Regions from separate parts of the Homo sapiens genome. Here region 2 is linked to region 1. Evidence: chromatin loops called from intact Hi-C (ENCODE). Cell type or tissue: mucosa of descending colon. All regions are shown on one strand. Each heading gives the region's core, and the rest is flanking DNA. Links, peaks and the distances in the headings are about the cores only. Region 1 has its middle 9.8 kb from the start of PLEKHH2. Region 2 holds the start of DYNC2LI1 (dynein cytoplasmic 2 light intermediate chain 1).

Region 1 (5,388 bases), core at 230-5,229:
TGATGTGAAGTTCATATAAGATTCTTTCCTCCTAGAGTGTTAAATCCAGTTAGACTTAGAACCCAAAATGAAGGACATTCGCATAAAGGCAGTTCAGAAGAGAGACTCAGTGAGAAGAGCCCCAGTTGTCCAGGGAGTAATTAATTACCCTTCATTAATTAATTAGTGTACACTTACTGGCTTTCCTTCCACCCCTTCTTCACTTCCCCACTCCCTCCTGTAACCATTTCTCAAATAGACTGCTTGCACCCAAATCCTTGTCTCTGAGATTCTCTTGTGGGAACCCGAACTAAAATAGATTGTTCTTAGACTGGTTATTTATCAAAGAAAGTAGTTGCAACCACATTACACTTATAATTTTGGAAAGCCTGAGCAACTGTATTTTTGAATTTTTGTTTCTATAAAATATTTTATTAATATAAATTATAGGATAAAATGTCCTATGGACTTAATACCAACATCCAAGAAGACAGAAAACAGAAAGAATAGAAAAGGGAAGAGAGTATTACATCAGAGGCTTAGGTTCTAGTCTGGGGTGTGTTTTCAGTTGATGCCATGGCCTTGGGCGTAAGTATTTGTCTGTAAAAGGAACCTAAAATATTTGCCTTACTCACATCACCAACCGATTGTGAGAATTTAAGAACATCATATTTTTAAAAATTTTTGAAAACTGTAAAGCACATATAAATAGGCATTATTGTTATCTGCAATGAGTTTTTTGTGTTAAAAGCCATCTTTTGGAAGACTTTGCAATTTCAAAGCTTACTACAAAGCTAGTTATCAAGACAGTGTGGTACTGACTTAAAGACAGACATATATATCCATGGAATAGACTTGAGAGTGCAGAAATAAAGCCTCATATTGACAGTTAGTTGATCTTCAACAGGATACATACAAACAACTTTTTTTTTTTTTTTTTATGAGACGGGAGTCTTGCTCTGTCACCCAGGCTGGAGTGCAGTGGCGCGATATCAGCTCACTGCAACCTCCATCTCCCAGGTACAAGCTATTCTCCTGCCTCAGCCTCCCAAGTAGCTTGGATTACAGGTGCATGCCACCATGCCTGGCTAATTTTTGCATTTTTAGTAGAGACAGGGTTTCACCATGTTGGCCAGGCTGGTCTCCAACCCCTGACCTCAGGTGATCCGCCTGCCTCGGCCTCCCAAAGTGCTGGGATTACAGTCATGAGCCACCACGCCCAGCCTACAAAGAACTTTTAATGGAGAAAAAACAGTCTTTTCAACAAATGATACTGGAACAACTGGATATCCATATACAAAGGAATGAATTTGAACCCCTATCTCATTCCATATATAAAAAATAATGGGGAAAATGAATCAAATACCTAAATGTAAGAGCAATAGCTCTAAAACTATTAGAAGAAAATAGGCATAAGTCTTCATGACCTTGCATTAGGCAACTGTTTCTTAGATATGACACCTAGAGCACCAATGACAAAAGAAAAAGCCGATAAACTGGAATTTGTCAAAATTTAAAAATATTGTCCTTCAAAGGACACCATCAAGAAAGTAAAGGCCGGGCGCAGTGGCTCACACCTGTAATCCCAGTGCTTTGAGCGATTGGGGTGGGTAGATCGCTTGAGCCCAGGTGTTCGAGACCAGCCTGGGCAACATGGCAAAATCCAGTCTCTACCAAAAATACAAAAATTAGCCAGGCAGATCACTTGAGCTCAGGAGGCAAGAGGTCAAGGCTGCAGTGAGGCAGAATTGTGCCACTGCACTCTAGCCTGGGCAGCAGAGCAAGACTCTGTCTCAAAAAAAAAAAAAAAAAAAAAAAAAAGAAGAAGAAAGAAAGAAGGTAAAAAGACAACACACAGAATAGGAGAAAATATTTCCAAATCCTGTATCTGATAAGGGAATTGTATCTAAGATACATAAAGAACTCTTACAACTCAATAATAAAAAGACAGATAACTCCAGCCAGGTGCAGCAGCTCATGCTTGTAATCCTAGCAGTTTGGGAGGCCGAGGTGGGCAGATCACTTGAGGTCAGGAGTTCAAGACCAGCTTGGCCAACATGGTGAAACCCTGTCTCTTCTAAAAACACAAAAAGTAGCCAGGCATTGTGGCAGGTGCCTTAATCTCAGCTACTTGGGAGGCTGAGGCAGGAGGACCACTTGAACCCAGGAGGCAGAGGTTGCAGTGAGCCAAGATCATACCATTGCACTCCAGCCTGGGGGAAAAGAGCGAAACTCCATCTCAAAAAAAAAAAAAAAAAAAAAAAAAAAGATAACTCGAATGAAAAATTAGCAAATGACCTGAATAGACTTTCTCCAAAGAAGATATGCAAATGGACAATAAGTACATGAAAAGATGCTTAACATTGTTAGTTGTTAGGGAAATGCAAATAAAAAAGACAATGACATACTACTTCACAACCATTAGGATGACTGTAATAAAAAGACACATAATAACAAGTATTGATGAGGTTGTGGTGAAAGTGAAATCCTCACTCACTGCTAGGGGAATTGCGAAATGGTGCAGCCACTTTGAAAAACAGTCTGGAAGTTCCTCGAAAGGTTAAACATAAAGTTCCTATGACCCAGGAATTCCACTTGTAGGATATACCCAAAGCAATGAAAATATATGTCCACACAAAAATTTGTACAGAGATGTTTATAGCAACATTCATTATATAGCTAAAAAGTCAAAAGAACCCAAATAAATGTCCATTAACTGCTGAATGGGATAAACAAACTGTGATCTATCCATATAATGGAATATTATTTAACCATAAAAAGGAATGTATTACTGATAAATTCTACAACATGGATAAACCTTAAAAATAATAGCTAAGTGAAAAATCCAGTCACAAAAGACAACATATTATACAGTTCAATTTGCATGAAATGCCCAGAATAGGCAAACCGATAGCAGCAGGAAGTGGATTAGTGGTTGCCTAGGGTTGAGGGGAATGGGAGGATTAAGAGGTGATGATTAAAGTATACAAGGTTTCTTTTTAGGTTGATGAAAATGTTCTAAGATTGATTATGATAGTGGTTGCACACTTCTGTTAATATACTAAAAACTATTAAATTATACACTTTAAAGGGGTGAATTGTGTAGTATATGAGTGATATCTCATCAAAGCCACCATAAAAAAGTCTTCCGAAAGACTATTAGGAAAACATGAAAGTTTGGAAAAAGTTATGCTGTTTTTATACTAATTAAAAATTTAAAACAATCTAACTGTACAATATTAAATGCTTAAATACACTAGGATAAAATCTTAGGATGGACTATTAACCAATCATGAAAAACATTTTCAAATAATACTTAATGACAAGGAAAATGCTCACAATAATATGTTAACTATAAAAGCCTGATAAAAGTAAGAATTCAGCATAATCCCATATTTTAAGGGAAATAAGTATATGTACAGAAAAAAGACTGAAAGACAACAAAATGTAAAATTGTTTATGAAGACTGCCTGTGGTTTATTTAGGTTATCTTTGTTCTTTCTATCTTTTTATATTTTCCAGTAAAAATGAGTTTATATTGCTGTAGAATCAGGAAACAAAATATTGTGATGCAAATATGGCTATGGGACTCTTAAGAAAAAGGTTTTTATATTGATTTGAGTATATAACAGAGTAACATAGCACTAAAGTTCAAAGTACAAGGCCACCATATGAATTTGATTAAGTAAAGGAAAAGAATTATTGAAAACAAGGATGCAAGTAATTACTTTTTCATTTGGATTGTTTGTTCAAAATGTTGCTGCCAAGTTATCTCACGTTATTTCAGCTAAGCTCAGAGAGACCCCAACCTCCTGAGTTCAGCATGTCATTGGCTGTTCTGTTCCTACACATTGCCCTCTTGCATTTTTTCATTTCCCTGGCTTCAACTGCCTAGTCCTCCTAACCTTAACTCTTGGGATTGACCTGCTGTGTATCTCCTATTTTTCAAAAAAATGCTTTATGCAAGTTTCTAATACCCACCAAATACACTAGTATTGTACTTCATTCGGTACAGTGCAATCAAACACAGGTTGAGTATTCTTTATCTAAAGTGCTTGGGACTGGAGGTGTTGCAGGTTTGGGAATTTTTTGGATTTTGGAATATATGCATATACATAATGAGATATCTTGGGGATGTGACCCAAGTCTAAACATGAAATTCACTTATGTTTCACATATACCTTATACACATAGCCTGAAGGTTAATTTTATACAGTATTTTAATTTAATAAGATATTTAAAATAACTTATGCAATATTTCAAATGCATGAAACAAAGCTGGTTTACACTGGACTATCAGAAAGCAAAGTTGGCTCAATCTCAGTTACCTGTATGGACAATCTGTGGCTGTTTGGCATCACCATCATTCCTGACTCTGATTTTATATGCTACCGACAAGCAATCACTTCCTTATACTTATTTTCACATACTTATTTAATAGGGAAAAAATGCCATGTCACTAACACAGTGAAAAAAATGATGTATTCAGGGTAACTAAGCAGTATAGTAGCCTTACCAGAATACCTGGGTCAGCTGTGAAACAACAGCAACAACAAACGATGGTGGGCTTTCAGCCTCCACCTGCTATGCTGTGTTTGATTAAAAGGTTACTGTACACTGTATTTTATTGTTCTTTAGGTGAGAAGAAACATTAGAACCAGTTTAGGGACCAGGAAGTGGCCCTCTAGTAATGAGGAGACCTTTTGCTGGATGGTTTTTTAAAAAATATTATCCCCAAAGTCATCTACTTTATTGACAATGGTTTTTGTCTGAAAAGTTTCTCTTCGATTTTATAAGCAAACACAATTTTTGTTCTCTTATGAATGCACACTACTCTAGTCCTTTAATAAGCCCATCACAAATTTCCACCATGTCACATGTCACTTGGCACTTATTCTGTAGTGTTAACAATGTCATCTTCATTGTCACCATTGTCACGATCACCTTGATTCAGAACCATATCAGCTATTTCACCATCGGTCAATGAATAAACAACTGAAGCCTCATTATCGATGTTAAAAACTTCTTCAATATCCACTTCTAGCTTACTGCTGGACTCTGAAGGTATATTTTTCACATATGAAAAGAGGTTGGACATCGTATTTTTCTCACTTGACATAGAGAATCTTTCAAAGTCGTCACCTTGTTCATTATTGCCAAACATAGTCACAGGCCAGAGGTTGTGCCAGGCATGAACAACCTGGTCTCTAACCGCTGTGTTCCAACCCCTGGCAACAACATATATGGCATCCTTCATGCTCAATTCCTTTCGAAAATCTTCCACATCCATGCCTCTGTTCACTGCTGCTAGCATACAGTTCAAAAAAGTATTTTTATGTTTACTATTCATTGATCTAAGGACACTCTCTGGTCACATGGCTGAATTAACAAAGTTACATTTGGGAAATG
Region 2 (5,388 bases), core at 260-5,259, 150 kb after region 1:
TTAAAACTCTGCCTGTCACTTTCCTAGCTATTGTTAATAGCCTCCGCATGGTCTTCTAGATGCCAAACCACCCTTCACACAACTGCAAAAAATTATCTCACTGAAATTCATGTCTAATCATGGCACACTCCTATTTTTAAACCCTATTTGGTTTCTCATAACCAACACAGTAAAGTCTAGACTACAGCATCCTTCACAGTAGCCCCATCTACCTGCCCAGTTTGCTCTTCCACTGTAGCTCCACCAGGCACTTTATATGATCGCAACCCAAACTATTCAGTTTCCCAAATACATCCTGCACACGCCTTTACCCTTCTGCACTGTTGCTCATTCCATCCAGAAAGCAGCATAAAATTGTCTCCTTCTCCTTCCATTCTTACCTTAAGAACAATCTTCATCTACCCAGGAAAGTCACTTTCTTTGCCCAAGTATGAAGGCCTCAAGAGGAATGAGGGAAGAAAGGGGAACTCACCTGCTCAGTCAGATCAACTGAATCAACCCTGAATCAATGCTGCTGATCAGGGCCCAGCCGGATCACCTTCACTTTCCTGGTTACCAAGCTCCCTCCTTCAAACACCTCTCCCCGTTATTCAAACAAGTGTACTTTTGAAGTACTCGTACTGAGTATTGTGCCCAGTACATAGCAAGCACTTGGCAAAAATGTTAGCTGTCGTTATTGCTATCAATATCAACAGGCCTTCCTAACTAGCATGCAAAAGTATTCTGAAGTTCTAGAACCCAAATCATTACAATTCATTACAATCTGTCCCATATCAGTTTGTGAGCTTAAAGTCTGGCTTAGCACCAGGCTATAGCTGTTGATTCAATGACAGATGTATAAGCCTCCTTTGAAAAATCATCCTTTCTTCGGTGAGCTCTACTCCCATTAATTCCCTTCCTATGTGCAGCTTAGTGTTCTTTACGTCTCCAAAATATACCTAGGTGTTGGGAGGATTTTGTTCCCAATGACTTTATTTGAAATAAACACCCTTTTATCAACCATCAGCCTTGTTTCCAGGAATGTGTTCCTTGTGTTTCTTTGTTCGAAGTTGCTGACCAGCAGCTTATCACACAATAATAACAAGCATTAAGCAGTTATAATGTGTCAGACACCCACGTAAGTTATGTTTTACCTACATTTATCTCATTTAAGATTCACAATCTTTCCCGCTTTACAGGATCAGAAATTCAGTGATTTACCCGATGTGGCAATGTGACAACTTAGCCAGCGTGGCCAAGTCAGAACTTGAACCTAGGTCCATCTCACGCCAAAGCCCATGTACTTGAACATCGCACCATAGAAATCAAGCCGAATAGTAGAGGACTGGAGGGAGGGTATCTCCTTCAAATATTCAGGGCATCTTAGGCTAGAAAGCCTGAGTCTACTCAGCATTCAATACAGACCAAATACTATCAGTGCCATGGTTTCACCATCTCCTTCAGGCATAATTGGTCACTTGCCCTCATGCAATTTTTGTACCTCTATACAATAGTTTAGATCACTCACTTCCTTAGGTGCTTATAATTAGCTGAGTGTGTGTCTTTCTTAAGGGCAGCGATCTTTTCTTACTCATCTCTTTATTCCTTATTCTGTGTAGCATAGGGCCTTGCATATTCAATGATTGTTATTTATTTCAATGCTCGTTATTTATTTGGACACTCCTGCAGATCTATAAAGAGACCACAAAGTTCCAAAAGAAAATAATCTACATTCACAAAGTAAATGAAGTATGTAGGAGATGCACTTGCTTCATTAATTTATTAATAAATACACAATGTGCTATTGAATAAAACTTGAAACAACTAAACATCTAGAAAGTTGGAAAATATTAAAATTACGTGCCTTATTTTAAATTTTAAAGTCCGAATATTCCTTGCTTCTAGTAAATTAGCAGAAAACAGCTCAAGAGATTGTTACACCCTCTATTCCTAAATCATGGCGATTGGGAAGAAAAAAGTGAAAGATGAGAGAGAGAGAGAGCAGAGACCCTTGGCATATAGTTGACACCCAGTAAAAAAATTTTAAAATAAAAGAAAATTGCTTTTAGATCCCAGGTTTGTAACCCCTTATCATCTCGTTCTAGGAGGTAACAAGGAGTTACTAACTTGGGATCTAAAAGCAATCCTAAGGCTTGAGGCCGAGAATGAGATGTAAAAGGACTCCTGAAAACTACATTTCCCATGATGCCCGTCTCCCCACGCAACCGCGGCCGCGACGTCGCTCCCATGGCAACCCAGAAGGCCTCACTCCCAGACTCCTTGCGGAGCTCGCCGCCTGATTCTAGGCTGGTCACTACTCCGAGCCTGTGACGTTTGCGGCAGCCAGGCCGTCGACGATGCCCAGGTATTCCCTGAACCCGGCTTGCGTGGGAAAGGCTACTGAGAGTATTCCTGGAGAGAGGAAGCCCAGGCGGGACCAGCTGTTGGAAGATTGTGGGGGTGGCTACTTGCCACCAGGATATGCAGGGTCGGGGACCTAGGAATCAGCCTTGAGCATAAAGATTCTGCCGCAAACAGGAAAGAAAAGAAAGTTCCCTAGGTAGAAAAGTGAGAGATTTGGAAAGATCAGCAACTCCACCCATTCAATGATTGAATAAAAGTTTCTTGCAGGCCAGAGACTACTTCCGGAGCAGGACATTCGGCGATGAGCTAGACCACAAAGCCTCCTCTCCCCAGGGGCCTCCCCTCCTGGTGCGGGGGTTCGCAGTAATAAGCGAGGGGAAACTTGGAAGGCACTGTGGAAAGTATAACATCACTTTTAAGGGGGGAAACGGGAGAGGGTTTGTAAACTATATTCTAGCTGTTCAATTCTATGATATTCATTTTAATTACCTGTTCACAAGATATTCCTAAACCTTTTCTCAACAATTTATGCTTAAGCACGTCGGGGAGAGGGGTCAGGGAGTGCATCACAGAGCAGGATAAATCTTTTTCTCTCCTTGGGATAGTGTGGAGAATTGTCAGCTTTCCATCAAGGGATAATTGGTTAGTTATAAAGCTATGGTTATACTTCCCGATTTCCGCAGGTGTCGTGGCTGACTGCAGCACCTCCGTCTTTCCTCTCTGCTAGGTATTTGGAAAGCAGATCCTCATATTTTGAAAGAATGTTGTGTAAATGAAGAGCAAACAGCCCGAAACTGAGTTCTGAAGGCTCACCTGTGAAATAAATGCATGAATTTTAGTGCAAACATTTAAGGACTCCTGTTTTGACCCTTTTTCTTATTCCTGGTTCTTGAATAGTATAATTACAAGCCCTCAATAATTTTTGTAATTGTATAGGCCATGCCCTAAACTACATATATATTTTAACAATTATGACAATCCTATAAAGCTGATACTCTTTTTTATTGGCTTTTTAGAGATAGAGAAACAATTGAGCCTGGGGAATAGCACAGAGGATTGCATATATTAGGTGCTCAATAAATATTTGTTTAATTAATAAAGGAATGAAGGATTTAAAGAGGTTAGGTAGTTTTCCCAAGTTCACATACATAGGAAGTAGCAGAATCAGGCTAGGACCTATCAGGTCTTGCCCATGGTTAGTTTTTAGTTTAATATTCCATTTTCACTTAGGCTTTAATTAATATATATATGATTTTATCGTGTAAAGTTATATATCTGTGTAAAGAAATCAATGAAAGGATTGTTTTCAAAATGTTTGTGGTTTTAGGGTTTTTTTTTCTTTCTTTCTTTATGGTTTTTTTTTGGCGGGGGGAGACAAGGTCTTGCTGTGTCACCCAGGCTGGAGTGCAGTGATGTCAACATGCTTACTGCAGCCTCGACCTCCAGGGCTCAGGCAATCCTCCTGCCTCAGCCTCCCTAGTAGCTGGGACCACGAGTGCATGTCACCACACCCAGCTAATTTCTTTTCTTTTTCTTTTTTTATTTTCTTTTTTTTTTTTTTAGACAGAGTCTCGCTCTGTTGCCCAGGCTGGAGTGCAGTGGCACGATCTTGGCTCAATACAACATCCACCTCCTGAGTTCAGGTGATTCTCATGCCTCAGCCTCCTGAGTAGCTGGAGTTACAGACACCCGCCACCACACCTGGCCAATTTTTTTTTTTTTTTTTTTTTTTTTTTTTTAGTAGAGATGGGGTTTTACCATGTTGGCCAGGCTGGTCTTGAACTCCTGACCTCAAGTGATCCACCCACCTTGGCCTCCTAAAGTGCTGGGATTACAGGTGTGAACCACCACTCCCAGCCTCAGCCAATTTTTTTTGTTTGTTTTCTTTTCTTCTTCTTCTTTTTTTATACTTTAAGTTCTAGGATACATGTGCACAACGTGCAGGTTTGTTACATATGTATACATGTGCCATGTTGGTTTGCTGCACCCATTAATTCATCATTTACATTAGGTATTTCTCCTAATGCTATCCCTCCCCCATGCTAATTTATTAGTAGTAGTAGTAGTAGTAGCAGTAGTAGAGATGGGATCTTCCTGTATTGCCTAGGCTGATCTCAAGTGATCCTCCTGCCTCAGCCTCCCATATACTTTTATATTAAACAAAATTTTTTTTTACCTAAAAACATAATCTAAAACACAAAAAAGAAATGTTTCAGGGAGGAAAGATTATTTGATACACTGGTTTTGTACTTTTCCCATCTTCCTAGGTGACTTAAATGTTTGTGGTTTTCAAGTTGTACATTCCCAAAGTCATTGTACCTCCATATGTGTCTGAGAAGCTGACATACACAGCTATGAACCGTAGGGGAAGACCCAAATGTGACAGCCTCAAATCCTGGCAATAAAGGCTCTGCTTATCAATTTCAGTATTCTTCAGAGAACTAGTTCAAAGCAACAAAAGAAAAATAAAATCATAGAATGACTAATCCTCAGATGTTTTACCAGATTATTGTTCCTCAGAAAATAATGTTCATTTGTTTCATAAATTATACTGAAATAAAATTTCTCTGAGCTTGAAATAAATATTTGAAAGAATTCTTTTTCCCTCAATTTTGTTTTTTCTGCCTCTCATGTAGTGAAACTCTCTGGGAAATTGCAAAAGCTGAAGTGGAAAAAAGGGGAATTAATGGAAGTGAAGGTGATGGAGCTGAAATTGCAGAAAAATTTGTTTTCTTCATTGGCAGTAAAAATGGGGTAATGCTTTCTTTTTTTCAATTATTGTGATGATTTAACAACCATTGGTAAAATATCTGTTAATACTTTGATTAAAATGTAGATACTTCAACACTTTAACCAGATGACCAATCTGGTTTAGCATGAATTAAAAAGTGCTTATTATTAATCTAGGAAAAACTATAATAGTAAACAAAATTTTAGAAAAATATATTTAAACTATTTTTTATTTCATGATTTGAAAATATTCAGGTCTTCTACCACAATTGAGTGTAAAAGCTAGGATTCATGTAAATATCTAAGTCAGTCTCT

What was found. Hi-C counts contacts between places; a loop is a spot of excess contacts. Peaks named below come from ENCODE experiments on the same cell type or tissue, not always from the same donor. Only the 100,000 strongest peaks of a DNase experiment are listed, where the experiment ranks them.
Region 2: a loop joins it to region 1, with 6 times the contacts of the local background. A loop is called at or near these places in 30 of 110 quality-filtered maps.

Annotation. Positions count from the first base shown.
Region 1 is chr2:43,624,748-43,630,135 of GRCh38, forward strand. No RefSeq gene overlaps it. Among named protein-coding and RNA genes, the nearest start is that of PLEKHH2, 9.8 kb to the right of the region's middle. In mucosa of descending colon, for the core only: no CTCF peak of the experiment used is centred there; no DNase peak of the experiment used is centred there.
Region 2 is chr2:43,771,803-43,777,190 of GRCh38, forward strand. DYNC2LI1 (dynein cytoplasmic 2 light intermediate chain 1) reads left to right here and starts at 2,237. Exons shown (of 13, transcript NM_016008.4): 1 at 2,237-2,344; 2 at 4,980-5,097. The coding sequence starts at 2,337. It overlaps LOC105374571 (a long non-coding RNA gene), which reads left to right and starts at 2,351. Exons shown (of 2, transcript XR_940033.2): 1 at 2,351-2,744; 2 at 3,071-3,190. It also overlaps the pseudogene RN7SKP66. RefSeq lists an enhancer at 2,123-2,172. In mucosa of descending colon, for the core only: no CTCF peak of the experiment used is centred there; a DNase peak (open chromatin) is centred at 2,259; H3K4me3 peaks cover 604 bases.